Regions from separate parts of the Mus musculus genome. Here all the other regions are linked to region 2. Evidence: chromatin loops called from intact Hi-C (ENCODE). Cell type or tissue: heart. All regions are shown on one strand.

Region 1 (8,000 bases), 77 kb after region 2:
GATTTATCTCAGTGTTCTTTTAATACAGACTGCTCTCTATTTTAATTTAGCAGTAGATATGTATTAAGATTTGTGTTAGTTTAGACTTTTAATATTCACTTATATGTATGAATGTTTTGCCTGCGTGGATGTCTGTGTAGTCTATGTATCCAGTGCCTATGGCGATCAGAAGAGGAAATTAGAAGCCCCTGAAACTGGAGTTACATGTGGCTGTGAGCTGCCATATGGGTGCTGGGAACTAAATCTGGGTCCTCTTCAAGAGCAGCCAGTGCTCTTAACCATGGAGCCATCTCTCTAGTTCCATATCAAGATAAATCTAACCCTAAGAACAATTGCATTTTAAATTCAGCCCCGGCACAAAGCAAATACTTAAATTGTTTTTCGTATTTATATTGTGTTTGAACATGGGTTTAGAATCACTGTGGCTTTAGGTATTACAAAATGAAACACCCTTAGGAGGATTTCACCAAATGAGGCTAGTGGCTCCTACCATTCCTTCACAGAATTCAGGACTAATCAAGCAGGAAATGAGACCACTCAAGCGTGTTCCACACCACTGGGGGTCTTTAGGAAGAAGCAAATTGACTGTCACCATTTCAGGACGTTATACGTGAGGTGATTCTAACAGTTACTTACAAATTTCCCATGAGGATAGTCCAGTAACTGTAGGTTTCATAAATCTCTCATTGGACGTGTATGTATACCCCCCCCACACACACACACACCTTGGCAACAGAAACACTGTGCCAGGCACAATGTGTATTTCCATATGCTGAGTAATCACTCGGATATTTACTGATTTAAATACCTCCAAAAAATAACCCATTGGTGGTCTGGAGAAAGGTAATTTTTAAAAAGATTTATTTATTGTATTTATGAGTACACTGTTGCTCTCTTCAGACACACCAGAAAAGGGCATTGGATCTCATTACAGATGGTTGTGAGCCACCATGTGGTTGCTGGGAATTGAACTCACAACCTTTGGAAGAGCAGCCAGCATGATTAACCGCTGAGCCATCCCTCCAGCCCAAGAAAAGTAATCTTATTCTAGTGGCCCCAGCAGATATCTGGCATCATCATCTACTCTGCTCCAAGAGGTGGCTTCATTCATGTTCATAGGGCTGATTACAGTCTCCCAGTAATCAGATGTAGATGACTAAGTATCCCCCTCAAGACGATTGGTACCTTTTTGGATGCTCAGAAGCACATTTAGACTATAATATTCACAGATGATTTACTCTGGTTCTAAGAAGTTTCTAGTCTGTAATTTGGGTTTCTAGGTAGAGGAGTCTGAAGTAGGATTCAGTAGAAGAAGTGGCTATAGATTGCACATTCTCAGTAAGGTTTTGTTTTGTTTTGTCATGAAATTCACCATCTTACTCATTTAAAATAGATGCCCAATGATGTCACAACATCACCTACACTCATGTTGCTGTGTTGCCGTCAACACTCTTCAACTTTGGACTCCTTTTACCCAGTAACACCTCCTCCAAATCTTTGAAATGAACATCATGTTATAAATATGGTGATACACACATAAAGAAAGTATTGCTAAAATGTCTTCCTGGGGGGAGACATAAGCAATGTCTACCCCTCTTCCTAAGGTCCCAGCAACAAACTCAGGCGTGATTGAGCCAAAGTTTACTTGGGGAGAACCAAGGAGTGATTGGGCTTCCTTACAGAGCTCAGATGAGAAGTGGCTATCTCCCCCAACATCAGGCTGCCCCTGGAAAGCTTTTACCCAGAAGAGGTGAAGGCTTCCTCATAGCTTCATAAATGGAGTCTCTTCCCCTAGTCTTCCCCAACAAATATACTCGAGCCCTTCTCCTAGGTGATGTGCAATTGAGGCAGAGTTGCATACAACAAAAGGTAGGGATGCTGGATGCTCTCGTGAGGGTCTTATGACCCTCCCCTCTCCAGCCCTCATCATAGAGTCAGCCGGATCATCTGGAACGATCCTTTTAAAGATGAATTCCCAAGATGCTTGGCCCAGAGGCTCCTCAGTCACAACAGAAGTTCATGTTGGGCACTATATATATGATTGCTTTAGAATTAACATACGGTACACTTATTCTCACAACCATCTTTTTTATATTAGAAATTCATCTTCTTATAACAACCTTCAGAGGTTATTGCATCAGTTACCACAGTTTTAAATGTCTCCCAGATATTTAAACTGTAGCATAGGCTTAGATTTTTCTAAACCTACTTTGTTTAGTGTTCTTGGATGCTTCAACCTCCGTTCTAGCCCACCAATCAAAGGTAGGGGAGAAAGATGGTTGATAGGACGGAAGGGGCTAGTGGATATGATTAGAAGTAGTTCCTTGGGGCAATTTCAATCTTCGTTGTCAGGATATCAGCAGTCCAGATCAATAGAATACACCAAACATGAATCAGTAGCAGCGGCTCAATTCAGCAGAAACTGCAAGGCTTCAAATTGGCATGAGTCGGCAGAAGCAGCAGGAATCAATGAGAATACCATGAGACATTCTTTGGCATGTTTCTCTCTGTGAAATCAAAACAAGCAAAGGTCAGTGAAGACCAGAAGAACATTGCATAGCTGGAGAAGACCAGAGTTTGTTGCAAGGCATAGCAATGCAAGAGCAACCCCTCACTGTATATGAGGTTCCATTTATACTCTTTCCAAATACCAGGTTGCCCTCTCAAGCATCCACTCCAGCAAAACATCCTCTCACAAGACAGCTTCTAGAAAAACATCACGTGACACAACTGAGTTTCCAAAGAAACCAGAAATTTCCACTTCACTGTAGTAGTGCTTTTCAGGAATTTTTTTTTTGAATACTTGATTTTGACTATTTTAAGTTGCATGTTTCTTATCATGGTGCTTTATATTCACTACGTATACATTTATAGATGAGTATGTGCAGTTTATAACCCATGTGCCATCCCTCATCCTTTATTTCTTTTCTTTCTCTATTTTTTAAAGTGTCTTATAACTCAGCCTGCAGGAATTCACAATGTGGTTCAGACAGACCTTGAACTCAAGATTTTCTGCCTCAACCTCCAGAGTGTCTAACTACAGGCCTGTGTCACTATGCTGTGTACCTTCAAAAGAAATAGGCAATGTTTAAGACAAAATTATACTTAACCATATATATCGGCTGGTTTTGTGTGTCAACTTGACACAAGCTGGAGTTATCACAGAGAAAGGAGCCTCCCTTGAGGAAAAGCCTCCATGAGATCCAGCTGTAAGGCATTTTCTCAATTAGTGATCAAGGGTGGAGGGCCCATAGTGGGTGGTGCCATCCCTGGGATGGTGGTCCTGGGTTCTATAAGAAAGCAAGCTGAGCAAGCCAGGGGAAGCAAGCCAGTAAGTAACATCGTCCATGGCCTCTGCATCAGCTCCTGCTTCCTGACCTGCTTGAGTTCCAGTCCTGACTTCCTTTGCTGATGAATAGCAATGTGGAAGTGTAAACTGAATAAACCCTTTCCTCCCCAATATGCTTCTTGGTCATGATGTTTGTGTAGGAATAGAAACCCTGACTAAGACACCAAACATTTGCCAAATATTATGATTTTTCAGGAAATCTTTTTTTTTTTTTCAACTAGATTGCACTGGTTTGTTTAGGAATTAAGCAATCTGAATAGATTCTCCATTTTGTATCAAACATATCATTATTAGCATATGTACTCTTTAACACTTCACCTGGAGTGATGGCTCAGAGATTAAGAGCTCTAGTTGCTCTGGCAGAGAATCTGGGTTCAATTTCCAGCACTCACATGGTGGCTCAAGTCTGCCTGCAACTCCAGTTCTCAGGATATGATGCCCTCTTCTGGCCACTGTGGGTACTGCATGCATAGGGAACAGATGCACACGTGGGAAAGGGGCATAAAATTAAAAATAGATTTTTTAAAATAAATGAAGTCAGCCCATTAGAGGACACAAGGAGAGAGGGACTCATCAAGAAAATAACAAGGAACAGTCAGAGAGGTAGAAAACACACAACAATTACAGAGTAGAGGCCAAGAAGCCCAAGGATTAGATTTCGTACAGAAGGAAGGTTTGGGGGTGGGGAATTGGTGGGGGAGGGAGAGGGCCTGCACTGGTTCTTGTGCATTACCGGAGAGTGATGCGGAACTTAGACTGAGACTGGATTTAGCGCTGACAGGATTTTGGTCCCACAGGGCAATGAAGTAGCAAACAGAACTAGAATTCAATTTTCTTTTCAATTACTAAAGTGGCAAACAGAATTATGCAAATCCTTACACAAGTTGTAGAAAAATAAACTAAATACGTCTCCCCGGCAAACGAGTCTTTTAATTACCTTCACAATGCTGAGATGTGTGGACTCTAAAATAATTTAAGAAGGATGTTCCAGTCAACCTTTTAATCTTATTTCAGAAGGCCATTTGATGCTTATTTTGAACCTGATACTTTTTTGTTTGTTTCAAATTTGGTTTTTAATTTTATAAAATCTGCACAATTTTGAGATATTAAAAGAGTTGTAATTTTCTTTGACAGGTGCTCTCTGACAGCCAAAGCAAAGAAAGAGAAGGTAAGGGACCTTAATGGACTGTTTTTCTATTTATTCTGTTGTTATTGTCTGAAATGCTATTCAATGAGAATCTGGTCAAGTCGTGGTAATTTAAGCACACTGTGAGTGTTGGGATTGCTGGTGGGAATCAGATGGTCATGGGATGGAATAGAGATGTGCCCCATCTCTCAGACACTGGGTCAGTTCACCTTGTTTTTCTCTAGTCCTTGTGCTGCTGGAATAACAGTTAACCCCTACCTTGTAACATTGGTTCCACACAGAAAGGAAGTGCTTTATACAGCTAGCTGTTATCCTGAAATGCACACTACAGATTAAGAATTGTGTTTAGACATTTGTGCAAAGGAAAGGAAAAAAGAAAAAAGAAAAGAAAAGAAAGAAGCCATCTCAAGAACGAGGCATGTATGAGAGTGGAAGGGTGGGAGCCGTTCTTTGTGTGGGTTTTGCACTGGAGATGCTCTCGTGTAAATCCACATATCCCACCTTAGCCTATTGAATTTCTCTTCTTGATGACTTGGTGAGAGAAGAGCTCATCCCTCTCTGGTCAATGCTTAGCCCAACGTCCCAGGGGCTCTTTCTTTCCTCTTGGTTTGGGTAGTTGTTACAGATGCAGCGTTCTGAAAGCCTGGCTCGTTGGTCTGTATCTAACACGCTCATTTACGATCTTACATGGGAAAAAAAAAGTAGCTCAGGTGAATCCACTGTGAACATTTCTCACTCTCTAAGTTTATAGTTTCTAGACTGAGTATGGGAAGGAAACTCCTCTGAGATTTTTATCACAGAAGAGTGATTTTTGAAATAACCATGCCAAATAATCCTATATAGTAGATGTCTAGTCGGTAAACACAGTTATTTTTACTTCCACCTACTCATTTTTTTCATCATCTACTGACAACCAATTTTAGCTCTTGTGGTGTTCTGAGTATGCTTGGCCCATGGGAAGTGGCACTCTTTTTGTTGTTGTTGTTGTTGTTGTTTTTTGAAGTGGCACTCTTAAGAGGTGCATCTTGTTGGGATACGTGTGGCCTTGTTGAAGGAGGTATGGCCTTGTTAGAGGAGGTGTGGCCTTGTTGGAGGAGGTGTGGCCTTGTTGGAGGAGGTGTGGCCTTGTTGAAGGAGGTGTGGCCTTGTTGAAGGAGGTGTGTCACTGTGGACAAGGCTTCGAGGCCTCCTATGCTCATGATCCAGCCACCTAGTACTGAAGACAGTTTCCTCCTGCCTGCCTTGGGATCAGGAGGCAGAACTCTCACCACCTGCTCCAGCACCATGTCTGCCTGCACACTGCTGTGCTTCCTGCTATGACAATGGACTGAACCTTTGAACTGTAAGCCAGCCCCAATTAAATGTTGTCCTTTATAAGATTTGTCTATGCCAAGGTATCTCTTCACTACAATGAAACCCCAAGACAGCTCTATAGTCACAAACTCAAGATCTCTGCTTCAGTTCTTTTAAGTATCAAGTTAAATAAAATAGGCATTGTTTCAGGGAAAGAAAAGACCTTTGGAAGTCCCTGAAAGGAGGTAACAGAAAGAGAATCAGAAGCCTGGTTCGTCTCCCCAGCCTGTGACTTTACATTTCAGTTACTCACAGTCTGTGTTAATCTGATATTATTATATGGGACAATGCATAACCAAGTGTTTGCGAGTTTGGAACCATACACAGTTGTGAGTTGTAAGATGATCTGTTGTGTGTCTCTACACTGGGGCTAAATTGTGGGTCATTCTTTTGTCCTTTGAATCTATGGTACACAATACCCTTATGTTAGTCACTTAGTAGCTTTCTCAACCATCAGTTTGATCGTCAGGGCATTAGAGCACTTGGGGTCACAGAACCATAATTTCCCTCCATAACGGCTGTACTGGCTGGTTTTGTGTGTCAACTTGACACAAGCTGGAGTTATCTCAGAGAAAGGAGCCTCCCTTGAGGAAATGCCTCCATGAAATCCAGTTGTAAGGCATTTTCTCAATTAGTGATCAAGGGTGGGAGGCCCCCTGGTAGGTGGTGCCATCCCTGGGCTGGTGATTCTGGGTTCTATAAGAAAGCAAGCTGAGCAAGCCAAGGAAAGCAAGCCAATAAGTAAAATCCCTCCAAGGCCTCTGCATCAGCTCCTGCTTCCTGACCTGCTTGAGTTCCAGTCCTGACTTCCTTTGCTGATGAACAGCAATGTGGAAGTGTAAGCTGAATAAACCCTTTCCTCCCCAATATGCTTCTTGGTCATGATGCTTGTGTAGGAATAGAAACCCTGACTAAGACAATGGCCAAACATCATATAATAACAGCAGCAATTTTACTCTAACATACTGGCATAATTGTTGAACTTTATCACTACCCATTACTATTAATCTCACTGTGTCTTCTGGTCAAATTAAGCTTTATTGCTGTTCTGGACATATAGAGACACACAACATATAGAGCATTGCACATAATCCATGATTTCAAGCAATTTCTGGTCTTAGATCATCTCTTTCCCTAAAATAAAAGGGGTCCTATGGGAGTTATATGCTTCTCTTCCAGCCCCTAGGAAATCTCTATGCTCAACTGCCAGGCAAAATAACTGGCTGGAACCTTACCAGGAAGGGTCTTCAGGGCGTGTGCTGGGCACAGCAGCTGCCCCACCAAAATCACCAAATGGAATCTGCTCCATCCATTGTGTGAAATGCCTTTCTGCCAAGTGTACGTTCTCATGTTTGAGTTTTAACTATGTTTAACCCTTGGCCACATGTTAGCTAAGAAGGAAACAGAAGACGTTCTCTGATAAAACAGGATGAAGTTCCAATAGCAAGTCTCATCCGCATAGAGAGAGTTGTGCTCCATCTCTCTCTCTCTCACTGACCAGAATTTAAGGATGCTTTTACTCCTGAGACACCGGAATGCACATCCTGGAGGCTTTTAAATACGGTTCTGAGGATAGCTTTTAAACTTGGTTCTGGAGATATTTTGTAACAAGAATTAGGCAGATATTTTTCTTTGTATCTTAAGCACATTTGGCCTGTTGCTGCTGAAGATGAGTCTTCACCATGCAGAGGCCCTGGCTGGGGAAGTGAAAAGTGGTTCGAGAGGGACCAGAAACCCTGTGTGCTTTCCTAACCGGGGAAGCATCTGTGGGGTGGTCCTGCCATGGAGGAACGGCCCCGGTGAGATGTAAGAGTATATTTTAGGTAGCTCGTATGTGGCTCAGTCTGGTAAAATTTAAATCTTTTAGCTGTTTAACCAAGCACCCATTTAGTGTATCATTTGGAAGAGGAGATGAGGATGAAGCAAGAAACACAACAAATAAATATTGGGGTACAAAAAACTGTTGGCGAACAATGTCTAGGGACAATTTTTGTCCACATTTAAGTCAAACAAGAATTTCTGAATTCTATCTAAAATTCCCAAATACACCAAGTTCCAAGCTTATTTAAATAAAGTTTTACTCACTCTTTACGTTTATCTTTTATAATAGATTATTCCTAAATTAATCTTGATGGGCATTCTTCCTTGCTG
Region 2 (8,000 bases):
CAAATTATTTTGTAATGTTAATTGTTCTAAAATTACAAAATGTAATGTATTTGTTGTATTCCTGTTTCATTATTATCTTAGCTGTGGTAGATTTAAAATACAGTGCCAAAGCCAGGCACTGTGGTAATGCACGCCTTTAATCCCAGGACTCTGTGAGTTCAAAGCCAGCCCAGACTACATAATGAATTCCAGGACAGCCAAGAAACTTGGCTCGAAAAAACCAACCAAACAAACAAACAACCATATTGTACCACATAACACAACATGTATTTAATGGCCAATTAAAACATTTTTGAAGAATAAGCTTTGGAGCCAGAAGCTGATGTGTATCTACCATCCCAACATTCTGTAGGCAGAGGCTCTGGAGCTGGGGCTAGCCTGGGCTACAACAGTAAGATCCTTTCTTAAAGGAAAAAAAGCAAAATATTATATGGTTCAATGTCTAATACAGCATATAGAAAATTCATTCTTTTTCTCCACAAAACATTGATGTTTTAGATATTTAAAGTACTGCTAAATATGGAATGGATTTTGCTGATTTGAAATAATTTCTCATGATTTCCCACAGAATTTCACTAACTCTATGAAGGATTCTGAAGGTCATTGTATCTTGTAAGCATTGCTGTTAATAGAAACAAGTTGATGACTTATTTCTAGCTTTAATACTATAATGTGACTCACAGATATTGTAAAGGTTTTCTTAAGGTTTACACTGCTGTTGCCATAATGAATATGATTCTCTTCTAAGATGTAGATATAAACAAAGTATATGCACCAGCAGTTTTAATGATCATCATCTCTTCAAAGTTCTACTTTTTTCTCTCTTCTTTTAGGGTCTCCATTAAGTTTATACCTGTAGTCATTTATCCAATGGTTCACTGAGATAGGTAATTTTTCATTCTATTCTGATTGCCCATCTGTAAGAGATGAACTGTGTTTGTTTCCAATTTGTATTATGTGTACTGTGCATGTGTGCATACACACCTCTAAATCAGTGTGTAAGCAACATGTGTGAGTGTGTATGTACCTGTATTCTTCATCTGAAACTCAACCTTGATTGGTATAGGCAATCTTCTACCTTTTTCAGTTAAGGCAGGATCTCTAAGTCAAAATCGGAGCTCACTGATTGGCTGGGCTCCCTAGACAGCTTATTTTGAGATTCCTTTCTCTATCTTCCCAGACTAGACGTGCCGGTGGGTCACCTCACCCACCTAGCCTTTATGTGGGTCCTGTGGATCCAAGCTACAGTCCTTCTGATTTAACCAGAGTCATCTTTAGAGACCCTATGGTGTTTAATATGGTAAACTACACTCGGGTCTAGGTAATGATGGTTTAAGATAAAAGGAACCCTCTCCTTCCCAAGCTGCTTTTACTGTGATATTTATCACAGCAATGGAAATCAGACCATAGCAGTCTGGCATGTGCCACTGCTGAATCTGGCAGATGGATACGTTTAATATTTTACAAAATGTATGGGATAAGTCTATCCATATAAAGTTTGGAAATCTTAAAATGTGATGATCACCAAACAGAAAAATGTACCATCTGCTTCAGTCTTCTCACTTTAGGGTCACAGGCCTGGAATCCCAGCATTCAGGAGGCTGAGACAGCAGAATCACAAGTTCAAGGATGACCTCTCAACCTCCCCCTAAAAAAAGCTACAATTTATTCATGTACTCAATTACATCAGCTAACACAGCATATAGCTTCCTACTAATCATGAGTAAAAAAAAAAAATCATTCTGAAAACACAGTAATAAATTTAATTCACCACAGGGGAACATAGCCATTAAGATGAACTCAGCAGTATTAATTCTGATTTATTTCCAAAAAACAGCTTGAAATGACAACTTCAATGCGATTTTTAAATGGACCAAAACAAAAGACCAGAGAGTCTGAGAGCCACTAAGCACATTATTAGACAGTGTGAAGTCAACAGTGTCCACTGAAAGTAACCAGAAAAATGATGAAAATCTCAGAAGAAAAAAAAAAAAAAAAAAAAAAAAGCTCATCCACACTGTGAGTCACACATAAACACAGGCACTGCCACCTAAAATAAAAATCTAAACAGCTGCACAGACCACTGACCATAGCACAGAATCGTTAAAACATTGGTGGATAAGCTTATTTTTTTCCTTTTTAAAAACTGCTTCCTTGTACAGATGTTCATTACACAAGAAAATTTAAGAAACATGAACTAAAGAAAAATGGAACCACAAAGAAATTAATATTAGAAATTACTTTTTAAAAATGCTTTTGGAGACATGATCCCCCTGCCTCTGTCTCCTGGGTGCTTAGCCTGCAGATGTGCTCCACCACACTGAGCCTGGAAACTTCAGTTCAAAGAAAGCCTGATGAAGAAGTCCTAATTTCTGTGTCAAATATCACCAAACAATATTGAAAGTAAATTTCAGTATCATTTCATATAATGCCTACTGACAAAATTACCCTGAATAAATGGTGATGTTAATAGCCATAGTAAATAAATATTCACTAACAACTATAATAAAGGACTCAAAATACAGCAAGTAATGTTAATGAACATGTATGTGCTCCATTTTTACAAGACTGGTTTAAAATGAAAAGGATGTGTGCTTTGTTTCATTAGTATGAATAGTTATTTGAAAATAGGTTAAGCCCCACGCTCTCCCCTGCTACCTCCCTCTGACCCTTTAAATGGCGACTCATTCAGGTTAGTGAGGAAAGAAGAGAGAGAGAGGGAAGGAGGGATCTCTGAATCTGAATTTTCCTCTATTTTGTTAGTAAAAACAATGGAGTTAGAACAGCCAATTTTGTTTTATCATTAGTTTATGTATATGCGTTTTTTGACTGCATATATGTCTGTATGCCATGTGCATGCCTGGTGCCATTGGAGACCAGACTTAGCCAAGCCATCTCTCTAGTGCCTTGTAATGGAAGTCTGAGTCATTATAAAAATACTATTTCACTTATCTTCACAGTTAGATACACTAACTTGTAATTAAAGGTAATACAGTCTTTATAGTACTCACTCACACTTCAGTAAACAATCTAACCTTTTTAGTACTAGAAAATCACTTTTAGGAGCAACATAGCTATGAACACGACAAGCCTATCTAGGAATATCTGTATTTCTATTGGGGACAAAGGGAATGGTTACAGAGAGCAATGCATTTTACTGATGGTTAGGGTCAAATGCCATTGTCAAACTCAGAATACAAAAACTTATTTACGCGCGCGCACATACACGCGCACACACACAAACAGAAAGCATTAAAGCATTCTGTACATTTTAAATGACACAGTAGGGGTAAAGGGCAATGACTTAGTGAAAAGAAGAAACTATAAAGAAGTTACAAAAGGAAAGGGATTTTTAAAATGTTACCTTCCTGGGTGTAAAAATTTAAATGTCTGTTGAAGTGATTTTTTGAGTTACTATTTTCAAGAAACTCTGAAGAACAGAGATGACATAATTGAGAAATTTTGTATACCTGGTGTTACAGCACCCTCTACAACAGAGTATATTATATGAACTTGCTTCCCGAATGTGTGACTGTACAAACTTTATGGTTTTAGCGCTTAGTTTGCTCCCTTGGCACCTGCTAGAAAGGCTACTAATCTGTCGGGTTAATGTGTCAAAACAGCAATAACAGCGAAGAGCTCTCCTGAACTCTTTAAACTATTCCAACTGTGGGCCTTAGTCACCTAGCTCTCCTTCCATATCACCTCTCCCAGTTCTAAACTCTAGTGAACTGGCCTCTTAAAAGCCTTCTGAACTCAAATGCATGCACAGGTAGGGAAAATACTGCTGTAGTGGGGGAGAAAGGTCCAGAGACAAGTGACCGCAGATCTCTGACTTCTAAGGGACATCTCACTGGCTCGCACTGTGCATCTTGATACACAATAACTCACAATAGCTAACAGTGCTCCAAGTGTATTACATCTGGACTTTTTTAAACATGAATTCTTTTAAGAGGAAAGTTATGTTCACTTTCTAGCTCTGGTGGAAACTCGTTTTCCCTTATCTAAAGGAAATACGGCATAACAGCCACAGCGTTAATTTCACAGTTCTGAGATGAACCTGGTGAGACTGTCTTGTTTTAAAAACCTATTATCATTCTTCTAATGTTTAATCCCCGATACTGCTCGTTTTCGCAACACCCCAGCTTAACAGACGTAATGGAGCAAAAGCTTTTCTCCAACACAGGCTAACGAAAGGCTACAAAGTAAAGCCTCCTCTCTGCAAAGCGGGACATGGAGGACCTCGGTCCACGCCGAGTGAAGAACCGAAGCACAGTGCCCAGAAAGGAGGAAACAAAAAAGGAGAGCCAGTGGGGCAGGAACTGTGTCGCCAGGACTTGAAAAGACGGGAAAAGGCCGGTTTCCTCCCGCGTGAGGTCCGTTCCCGCTCCAGACTCCAACCATTTCCGCTCAGGGTAACCGCAAAACCCTTCCCGCGCGGGAACTCGGTGGAGGAGGAGTCTTGGGTCCCGCCCTTCTGGCGGAGCGCATAAAGCCTACCCCGGCCGCCGCGGTGTCTCTGGAATGTTCTGAAGGGAGGAAGCGCGCCCCTCCGCAGTCCGGGGAACACTCGGCGCCAGATGGCGCTACCGCACCGAGAGCCAGAACCTGCGCCTCAAGGGAGCTGGGCTGAGACACCACCGGAAGTGAGGGCTCCGCGAGCCTCCTGGCCCGGATATCCAGCCTTCTAGCGTGTTCCCGCGCGGGGGCGGAGCTACAACCGGAACCGGACTGCGAACGCGGGGCCTCGTGGCGGAAGAGCCAGGAGGGGCCTTGGAGGCGGTAACTTCCGCTGCGCGCGCCTGGTCTGGGCGTGCACGCGAGGGGCGGGGCCTCCGCGCGGGCGCGCGAGCGCTTGCGTACTAGGAGGGCGTTGTTGCGGGAGGCATGTGCTGATTTCTCCATCTTTGATCGCTTGCAGGCCTCGCCGGGCGGACATTAAACTGGTGTCTTAGCAGGTTTTTGTCTGTTTTGTTGCTTCCCTCTCACAGGAGTTGGTTTCTGGCTGTAAATTCAGTTTCTGGAAATCTCTGGAACGTTAGCGATGTACAAGGTAGTCTCGAGCTGCTTTCTCGCCATTGATTCCCAGCCAGTGTCAGTCCTTGCATCGTTACCCACTCGAGGCTACCCGTGACAGCTAATGGCATCTAAGGATTTGGAAAGGCTTATATTACGGACTTTTAAAGCGCTTAATTTGAGCTTTACCCTTTATTTTTGTCAGGATATTGGCACTCTGCATTCTGCGGTGTGGCTTTGCACAGAACCGTTTGTTGAGGGTTTGAACGCTGCCAGGGGAAAACTCCGCCCCTTTCCCACGTTGGCTGTGTCTGATCCAAACCCATTTTTAAGTAGCTGGACAGTACTTTACCCTGGTACATGGGCTTTGTTTTTATTTTAGTTGTATCGTGAGGACTATGAACTTGTATTGCAGAAAGTATTAGTGTCCACCTTTAAATATACATAACACTTTCGGCTGAAAGACAGTTTCCCAAAGCTCCCGAGTTTCCCAGGAATGTCTTCAGCTTTTGGTAGATGCTTTTAGGAATTTCAGAGGTCCTTGCTGTCAAAGATTTAAATAAAGTCAAACATAAAAAAGTAACAAAACATGCACGCTCGCACACACACTCACAAACACACAATTTTGTGTTGGCCAGTTACTTCTGGGCATGGGGCCTTCCCAGAAGTGTGGTTGATACTCCATAGGGGAAAATTGATTTTACCTTTCCCAGTATTATCAGTTATCAGTTGTACATGCCTTTTGGTTAGGAATGGAACTTTGTAATCTCTAACCCCTAGTTTGTACTGTTTTTTTTTTTTTCCCCCTTGCTTGAACCTGTTGTGAATGAAAACTCCTGGGGGTGGGGGGCCGGGTGTGGCAGAGACTGATTAGAATTTTAGTGCTGTAGCAAAATTGGAATGTTGCAGGTCCAGAGTTTAACTACCTTATCTTAGTCTAGTTTTAGTCTCCTATGTACTCCAACTGCCATTCCTTAGTCAGCTTTGTGTCAGAACTAAAATCCCATGAGAGATTTTTAAAAAGAATGAAATCTGTTGGCTGATACTAGCTTCTACCAACCTAAAAAACAAGAAAGTCATCAGATGAGACCTGTAAGAAAACCTGCCCCATCTTCCTGAATTGCCTTTATGGTATTCCCACAGATGTGTTTTACATGTCTCGATTCATTATTTTCTCTGTTCTGTAAAACTAAAACTGCTTCCATGTAGGAGCATAAAATTTGTGTTCCTGGGCCATGGTCACTAAAAATGGATCCTAAATAGACTATCTTTTATTCCCTTTAAGATGAGCACTCTTTTCTGCTTTGACTCTGTAGGTAATGTGTGTGTTGTCACAGTCTCTGTGAGTTTATACACATATCAGCCTTGGTGTGTCTGCATGATGCTATTTTTTTTTAAATGCTCTTTAAAGTGAGCTAATGGAGTAGAAACGTTAAGGTAGAAATTGCACAGGTGTGGCATCATGAGTGGAGAAAAGTGGATGATCTGCTGTAGGCAAATGAGAACCTGGTAACTCTGCCTTCATTTTCTATGCCTGTATCTTCCTCCTCCTCCTCCTCCTTACCATCATCATCATCATCATACTCATTCTCATCCTCCTGTCCTTTTTTTCCTGCGAGTCAGACTCCTGCTTAACTCTACAATAACATGCTACTCTGGCACCCAAGGAGAATCTGCTTACCCTGTCTCACTATTTTCATTTGAATGGTGCCATGTTACATTTATGTAAGGGCCAAGTAGAAAATATGGGCAGCATTGTAGGTCACTCAGAATAGGTCAGAAATAGGAAAAGGTTGAGACCGTATGCCCGAGGGAAGCTATACTCGATTTTCAAAATCTTCATTACGTGGAGACTACCCCTGATAGATCTGAAGAGAGATTGACTTGACCTCATGTCAGTGGTCTCCTAGAACCCATATAATTTCCAGCTTTCTGCACTTCACACTTTAATTCAATAAACCTTGACAATGCATGGCTCTGTTAAATGCTAAACATGACCCTAAAGGGCTAGGATGAAAAGCATTGGGGAAGTGACTTGCCCTAAATTAACTTGTCCATTTTATCAAAAACTATCCCAAGCATATCCTCCATAACTTTGTCATCCATATTATTCATGTATTCGACTTGGTAGTGTTTGTCCTCTTGCTAATATTTATTTCATGCTGAAATAATTTTTTGAAACCTAAAGTAAAGTCTACTATCATAGAACAAAATGAAATTTGATTGTTTAACCCACAGCAAAACATAATAGGAAGAAGCTCCAAGATAGCATCTTCATGGGCAATTACATTATTGACAAACTAGAGCTGTGTAATGTGCAGTTCCACACACATTAAAAGTAGCAAAAGAGACTGGAAGTCTGTGGTGTTCATGATGAATCACACAATTACAGGTACTGATGGATTGACAGTCATCCAATTTTAGGAGAAAATTTTGTTTTTTATTTTTATTGTATGTGTACAGCTGTTTTGCCTGCATTGCATGTACATGTTTACCACATGTATGCCCAATGACCTTGGAGGCTGGAAGAAGACAGCAGATCCCCTGAAACTGGTGTTATAGATGTTTGTAAGCTGCCTTATAGGTGCTGGAAATTGAACCTGGGACCTCTGGAAGAACAGCTAGTGCTCTTAATGACAGAGCCATATCTTCAGTGCCTTCTTTAAAGAGGTAAAACAGGCTATATTTCAGTTGTGTGTCCATTGAAAAAAACTGCTGAATTTTTATTGTGAACATCTAGAATTGCCCTAGCCCAAATGAAAAAAGTTAAAGCTCCTTAAATACCAGAAACTTGGTGTCAGCTCTGACCATGCCAACCCTAGTGTCCATTTCATCCCTCCCTCACCAAGGAGACATGTTAATTATGCAATGAGTGTGGCCTGAGTAATGGACACCATTCTCAGATCCATAGGACATGCCCAATAAGAAGGCATGTTTCAGAATCAAAACCCCAACTTTCCTTACTTGGTAGTTTGTTTTTAATT
Region 3 (8,000 bases), 580 kb after region 2:
CTGTTGAAGACTGTGTACCCAGCTTGTCTCTCAGAATCACAGAGATTACTGTCAAAAACAGAGTCCATCAGATGTAGCAAAATCACCAGAGAGACACATATGCATAAACACATACCATACACATACACCACATATATGGTTTTCCTTCTTCTTTGATCCTGAAGATCAAACCTGGATAAGCAAACTACAACCCTAGCCTTGCTTGTTTGGGTTTGTTGTTGCTGCTGTTTAGTTTTTTTCTTGACAACAGCCTCCTTGTGTATAGCATTCAGGCGAGCCTTGAACTTACTATAAAGCCAAGACTATCCTCAAAATTATTAACACTCTCGTTTGTGCTACAAAAAGAACATCACGAACTTGTCAATTATTCCAAGTTTAAGTATGATTACAACAATAAAGGAATTTCTTGACTAAGTAGAACTAAAAAATGTAAATATTTTTACTATCTTAAAGATTCTCTTCAAAAAACCTAGCAATAGAACTCCTTTCTGTTCTTGATGCTACATTTTTCTTAGTTATCAATTTTTAATGCTCCTTGTGTAAACCCTTCAAGCGTGCCGTGAGTGTTTTGTCTGCATGCGCTAGCTGTGCACCACACGTCTGGTGCCTGTGGAGGTCAGAAGGGGGCTCTGGATGCCCAGGTATGGGGTTAAAGACAGTGATGAGAATCAAACCTCGGTCCTCTGAAGAACCAAGTGCTGTTAACTGCTGAGCCATCTCTCCAGCCCACTGGGGAAAACTTCTGACCAGCAGTTGACTAATGAAGAGTCAGTAAAAATGTTAATTATAAAATGGAAAGAACAACTGGGCTAGCTAGATAAACTGAAGAAACTTGAAAATAACTGAAATATGCCAGTGGGAGACAAAAAGGGGAAACAAGATTCCAAAGAAAGCAATGGTAATTATATTTTATTGAAAATTCTCACCTCTGTTTCTCAGTTAGAGTCAACCATATTTACTTTATGGTAGCTATTGCTCAAAGCATGAATCACTGTAACAATGAGACAGCATCAACAATTTACTTGGGCTAACACATTTACTCAGTTAATGAATAATAATTAATTATTATTAGGCTGGCAAGCCTAAACTATCCAGTTTAAAGACAAGAAAACAGATTCAGAAAGCCCCATCAGTCACTCAAAAGAAACCTTCAGAGCTCAACTGGGAGTCCAAACAGGCCCAGTTACCAAATCCACAGGGCTGTACTGGAATATGAAATCTGTATCTCAGTGAATCTTCACCAAATTTGTCTTCAAGTAATATTTACAAATGATAGCTATCATAGAAGCTATTTCTGTTAATATTAAAAACTTAAAAGGGACATTCTAACAGGAGGAGGGACACTTTGGGGCCTGCTTTCCATTCTCTCTTCCTAAAGCCATGTCTAAAAAACTGTTAAAAGAAGAAAAAGCGAAGGCAAACAATTCTGAGTACGGAACTGATATGTCTGACTTTAAAGATGGAGAGTTAAGGTTATTTACTTGAAGATAAGAATCACATAAACTTAAAACAAAGAATATGAATAACATGACAGATTTAATAGCAATTATAACTACCAGGCTAAAGAGCAAAAATGACTAAAACTATTACAATTAAGAGCCTCATCACACGGCCAACCAAGCATCTCACCCTTACAAGATCAGGGTCTTCTCTCTTGTCACTTTTTTTTCCTGGCAAAGGTGAAGACATTGTATAATCTTCATTTTCACTGTGATCCATTTCAGAGCTATCAAGCCTTTGAATAGAGACATATGTAGTTATTTCTACAATCAGATATCCTTAAAAGTCTTTTTTTGATTGTTTCATTGTATAGCTTTATAACTTCAAAAGCAGACTTCATTCATTTTAAGGGTAATTTATCTCTATCATATCTTGCACCAAATCAGTAAGCAATGTAGGTCATTTAATAAATTAAGGAAATAAATAATACATTCATTTTACAATATGATGTTTTAAAAACCAGGTTTCATTTTGAAGCAGAGCATGAAAATTAAACCCTGTTGTTAGTGTGTCCAGCTGGACTCCATGCACCTTGCCCTGCCCTGTCCATCCTTGCTCCTATTTCATCTTTACTTCTTCTGAAGCTGTAACACACAGTCAGTACATTCTTCTTCTTCCTCCTCCTCCTCCTTCTTCTTCTCCTCCTCCTCTTCTTCTTTCTTCTTCCTTCTCCTCCTCCCTCCCTCCCTCCTTCCTTTCCTCCTCCTCCTCCTCCTCTTCTTCTTCTTTTCATGTATGTGGGCACATTGTCACTGTCTTCAGACACATTAGAGGGCATCAGATCCCATTTCAGATGGTTGTGAGCCACCATGTGGTTGCTGGGAATTGAACTCAGGACCTCTGGAGGAGCAGTCAGTGCTCCTAACCTGAGCCATCTCTCAAGCCCCGTCAGTACATTTCTTATTTGACTTCTTCCTCCTTTTACCACACAAACACTGTTTTTTTTTTTGGGGGGGGGGCAGTTTTACTTAGTAAGCAACCCTGTGTGCGGCCGAGAGCAGGCTTGTTGAATGGGATCACTGCACATGCTCTCACGCTCTTAGGAAGCTTCAGTCTGTATCATCCTTGCCTACTTATTTTTCAAGCTTTTTACTGGATATGATGACTCACATCTTCAATCTCAGAACTCAGGAGACAGAGGCAGGAGGATTTCTGTGAGCTCAAGATCAGCCTGGTCTATACAGCAAGTTCAAGAACAGCAAGGGCGGGCTGGCGAGATGGCTCAGTGGTTAAGAGAGCTGACTGCTCTCCCGAAGGTCCCGAGTTCAAATCCCAGCAACCACATGGTGGCTCACAAACCATCCGTAACGAAATCTGATGTCCTCTTCTGGAGTATCTAAGGACCACTACAGTGTACTTACATATAATAAATAAATAAGTCTTTAAAAAAAATAAATAATTTGAAAGCCGGGCGTGGTGGCACTTGCCTTTAAAAAAAAAAAAAAAAAAAAAGAACAGCCAGGGCTATAGAGAGAGACCTTGTCTCAAAACAAACAAATCTGTTTACATACTATTGAATTCCTAAATCTCAAGCTCTAGGCAACAAGAGGATGCATTTTACAAGTTAAAAAAAAAAAATCCTTGTTAAAACTACTTTTAAAACCAAGTTTATACTATATATACTAAAAGGAAATTCAAATAATGTCAAACATTATAAAATACATAACCATATTAAGTTATTATGAACACTGTTAAGATGCTGTATGTTTTTCCGAAAAGTTCCTACTGAGTGCAACCCACTATGACTTACAAAGCTATTCCCAAGTAAAGGCGCCCTGCAACACTGCAGTCTACACAATTAAGTCTCACTTGTTCACTCCCATGGGAGTAAAGATCTCATTGTGTAAAAAATGACACAAAAAGAAAAACAAACTCCTCATGTTTCATTTACTGTCTGTGTACACATTCACTCAAGCACTGAAATATATTGGACATCCCCTCAACTGCCTATGTATGAGTGCTTTGTTTGCATGTATGTCTATGCACCACATACATGCAATGCCTGCAGAGGCCAGGAAAGGGTGTCAGAAACCCTGAAACCGTGTTTTGAGGGCTGCGAGCTCCTGAGAATCAAACCTGGAAGAATGGCCAGTGCTCGTAATTACTGAGGCATTTCTCCAGTCCCTGATCTCATTCTATTTCATGATTTAGGTATTCCAAGGTATGAATGAGTCGTGAGAGAACAACTAACTGTACAACTGGTCAACTATGAGTATGTGCTAGCAGCGATTATTCCAGTAAGCTTGTATATGGAAAGCCAGGTGTTAGTTGTCAGTAACTACCAATTCATCTTTATTCACTGCCATCAAACACTTATGTTTGTATAATTTTAGACCTTGCAGCCTTGTTGGAATCAAATATAAACCATGACATCGCGTGTGTGTGAACTTGCCTCCCCTTGATCCTTCCAGGAGAGCTTGGGTTGGAGCTGCTGCTTGCGTTGCTCACAGTTTCCATTCTTGATGATTTGGTCTGAGACTGTTTGCCTGCTGATGAAAGTGGCTTATTAACTGCTCCGAGAACATTGGCTGTTTTAGGCTGAAAAGAGAAATACGTGACTCTTCCTCTTCAGTCAACATGTCAAGAACTCTAAGCAACAGCTTCAATGTGTCACACACAAATCACAAAAGTTTATCTTGCCCTCAGCAAAATAAAGACAATAAATTGGGTATCACTGCCTACATTAAAAACGTGTGGCAGTGCAGGCCTATGCTTCCAGCACTGAGGAAGCCGAGGTAAGAGGACTGCAAATGCAAAGTGAGCCTGGGCTACCTAGCAAGGGAGCTTCAGAACAGACAGACAGCAAGCCCGAGACACAACAGAGCAACTGAGTTTTTGTTACTGGGAGGAAAAGATTTCCATAGATTAAGACAATAAATAAAATATAGACCAGTCATGAAAACAGAGCCTTGTTATATGGAAGGGTGTAAGACACCTTTTAAAAGATTTTTATCTAGATTGGTATAAAGAGTCTAAAGGATAAAGGTCCTCATAGTTTTGCTGTAAGCACAACTTAGCTGGCATCTACATAGTAACACAATTAATTTTCAAACCTACAAATGGAAAACAGCTAATTATGTATTTCCTACCTTGAGACATTAAAAATTCTTAAAGAAGTAAAGTAACATACTTAGGTCAATAATCACACTAAAATTAACTACCACATAAATACTAAAACAATTCTCAAAACATACTTTTCCAGGAGTGAAAAATGATTTCATTTCTGGAGGCAGGTAATTTTTGGTGTTACTAAAATTCTGTAAGCAAAGAGAAAAAGCAGTCAGTGGGCTCTAGAATAGCTCCTGTGAGAAACAAAAGCCAACCGAGTACACGAGAGCTTTTACTTTTAAGTTCATATTTATTTAAACTATTAGTTCAAACAGGAAACTTCAGGCAGTGGTTCTAACAGACCAACCTCACAGCAATCCCAGTGTCATTGTGCCAGACAATATCGACTCCTGCACAGCACGCAAGACACTAAGCCACACAGACCCTTGCTATGCTGCTCATATCAAAGAGAGTTGTGTAAAAAAGAGACAAGCCCTTTAATAACTTGAGGTCATTTTAAATCCAGACATGCTGCCAAGATCCAAATTGGTATACTGCTTTCAACACAGAGAAGACAATGGTGCTTCCTAAGTTCTGTAATTCAATAAGCTCAGAGAAGAGTCTCTGTGAGGGCCTATGTGACGCCGTCTTGGGGTGCGGTTATGACTATCCTTGTATAGCTCCCAGAGCCTTGGGCCTACCCCAGTGTCTACACTCTGTGTTTTTTCACACCACCCGATCAAGGGTTTGCAGCTTCAGACACTATATATCAGCATTCCAACTCTTATTCTGAATCAAAGACTATTAACTCAAAATACTCTGGCAAACTTTTGCCTGTGCTCTCAGCATAGCTTTAGACTTTGAAACAAGCTCTGGATCTTCCTATCTTCAGTATCTAACCCCTCCGAGCCGCCACTCTGGTTCACATGTGGTCACAGTCACATCTCTGAGCCTGATACCTCTTCCTGCTATTCCAGCAGCTCTTACTACTGACCCTTCTTGTCTTCCCACAGCCCAATGGTAAGCACATATGCCATATCAACTCCCACCAACAGAGTCTAAAGTAATGACCTTGTCAGGCTGGGTGAAAAACCGAGCTGGCAGCACGGGGTCCTTAGGAGACTCCAGGCTGTACGTGGTGCTCTTGGACATGATGATGTTCATGGCAACATCACACACGGTGTACAATTTCTGCAATGGTATTGTTTTAGTTAGTTATTAAGACTGGCATCTTAGACTCAGGTGTAATTCTAGAACATGTATTTAGACTAACAATAAAGTAATGAAAGAAAACTTCTAGATAAATATTGTGGCTTATATTAGTACAACATCAGTATGATTCAGTATTAGAATTACTAGTAAATTAACACTAGTTTTGGTATAATAATTTTGCACTAGCAATCCCAGTTATCTCTAATAGAAAAATAATGTTTATAAACATTGAAGTATATTCTACACTTAAAATATTTAAACCAGCATGACATCAGAATTACTTATCATGAATTACATACTTCATTCATTTTTGTATCATCTGGTCCTTGAGCATCTTTTGTCTGTTTAATATTTTCTACCATTTTTCTGATAAATGCATGGCTGTTGTTTTCATTTTTAGCCATCAATATCTCCAGAACAAACCAAAGGCATCTAAGAACACAAGAACAAAGAAGATACTAAGAAAAATCTTTTGTTAATACTGATACAATGATTTTTAATACTAACATAATGAACCGAGGCTATAATTCCAGAAGAGGAAAAAACTTAATAGAAGCAGCTACAAATCAAAGTGAAACTGCAGGGGAAAGCCAGTGTTACACATATACACCTCAGTAGGTCAACAACGCAGAGAAAAGCTCAGATTCTCAGCAAATTTCTGCATGAGAAAGGTTAAAAGAAACACAAGAAGGAAAGAACAAAACAATTTTAACTTCATTCTATGACAGTAAAGAAATACTGGCCATAATACAAGGAGGTGACTTAAGTCCTTAAGATCACAGTGCCTGAACCAGAGGTTAGAAACAATTAACAAATGAGAAAGAAAAGCATAGCGGACACCCTATGTCCTTACACACTGTCTTCACTTACTGAGGAAAATACCCCCTCTCCTGTAAGAAAGGAATGGAATTACAGTTGATATAGAAAGGGAACAATAACAGGAAGAAGAAATATGAAGCAAGATACTATTCTAGAAGAAAATGCAACAGCTAAGGTTGTACTCCATAAAATGAAAAACCTCAGGGCAGTCAAGAAAGGCAAAACTCTCAAGTACATTTTCTCAGATGAAGATGAGCAGCCAGCGTTTCCCATTACTGATAACCACTCTAATATAGAGAGTAGTATTTTAACAATAGGTATCTTAACAAATAAAAGAGGTAGATACTAGATCTCCCCTTGCCACAGTAAGCTAATGGTGAGAGAAGTTTTTATTTTCCTGCAAGATTTCAAATAACTAACTATATTTCCATGAAGCAAGAAACTGCCATACAAATCTTTTACTAGTATATCAACAGTATACAAAATTAACTGACTCAAAATCATAATAGTTACCTTTTATAACAACGAACTAACAGACCTGAGCCTCAAGTTCATTCTAATAATTATGCTGGTCTCAAAATATCTCTCAGTATCATGACATTCCCTATTCTGTTTCTACACAGACAACAACTCTTAATTAGAGAATGGCAATGAAGTTATAAGAATAGTTCCCTGGTTGTGGGTATGGCCCATTATGATGAAATTCTTCTTTCATTTTACAAAGACAGTCATTGCAAAGAAACATGCGCTTACTACCTGGGTGAGGACATTACCAAGTCACCTCACATGAAAACCTTCACTTTTAGTGGTAAATAAAAGATGAGAACTGAAGAGACAGTTTGAGTGGATTTCTTCAGTAGAAAAGTAATGCCACAGGTGCAGAGAAACAGAACTAAAGGTTAATAGTTTAAGTCACATTTTAGAAACTGGGTAAGAAATGCAGTGTACAGAGATGAAAAACAGACAGACGAGAGGCTAAAAAAGAACCATAGCAAAATGAAACATACAACAACTATAATTAAAACTAAAATTAATATCTCATTATCAGCAGTAAGGAAGTAAAAACAATTTTCAGAAAATAGGAAAATGGGATGAAAAAAGTCTTACTCTTTCACATCTTTAAGTTGTTCAATATCCTGTACTTTGACATAATCTGGGTCATGTGCCAAAAGGTGAATTGTATATGGAACAACATACTCTGGTAGAAGAGACAATAATTTTTCTGAAAAACAAAAAACAAAACAAAACAAAATAGACAAAAGCAAACAAAAACATCCAGGTTAGAAAGATCAAATCACACGCTCTTTTGTATATTTCCTACATCCCAGTGCCTTCCCACCACATGGCTGAAGAATACATTCAAACATCCTATGCTGAGAGACACGGTAAGCAGTTTAAAGTGCCTAGTTAGCACACTAGGT

What was found. Hi-C counts contacts between places; a loop is a spot of excess contacts. Peaks named below come from ENCODE experiments on the same cell type or tissue, not always from the same donor. Only the 100,000 strongest peaks of a DNase experiment are listed, where the experiment ranks them.
Region 1: it touches region 2 in a loop (2.2-fold over the local background); 2 of 42 quality-filtered maps call a loop at or near these places.
Region 3: it touches region 2 in a loop (2.0-fold over the local background); 2 of 42 quality-filtered maps call a loop at or near these places.

The regions. Positions count from the first base shown.
Region 1 is chr5:151,288,273-151,296,272 of GRCm38, reverse strand. It overlaps a transcript of Stard13 not described here. Among named protein-coding and RNA genes, the nearest start is that of 5430435K18Rik, 40 kb to the right of the region's middle. In heart, a CTCF peak has its summit at 3,803 (motif pointing left); no DNase peak of the experiment used is centred here.
Region 2 is chr5:151,365,357-151,373,356 of GRCm38, reverse strand. 1700028E10Rik (RIKEN cDNA 1700028E10 gene) reads right to left here and starts at 4,682. Exons shown (of 4, transcript NR_045700.1): 1 at 4,501-4,682. It also overlaps a transcript of Stard13 not described here. In heart, a CTCF peak has its summit at 4,575 (motif pointing right); a DNase peak (open chromatin) is centred at 4,686; H3K4me3 peaks cover 2,328 bases; H3K27ac peaks cover 2,307 bases.
Region 3 is chr5:150,790,306-150,798,305 of GRCm38, reverse strand. It overlaps Pds5b (PDS5 cohesin associated factor B), which reads right to left. Exons shown (of 35, transcript NM_175310.6): 26 at 7,687-7,801; 27 at 6,060-6,192; 28 at 5,620-5,739; 29 at 4,695-4,757; 30 at 3,893-4,038; 31 at 1,636-1,735. Among named protein-coding and RNA genes, the nearest start is that of Gm36447, 21 kb to the left of the region's middle. In heart, no CTCF peak of the experiment used is centred here; no DNase peak of the experiment used is centred here.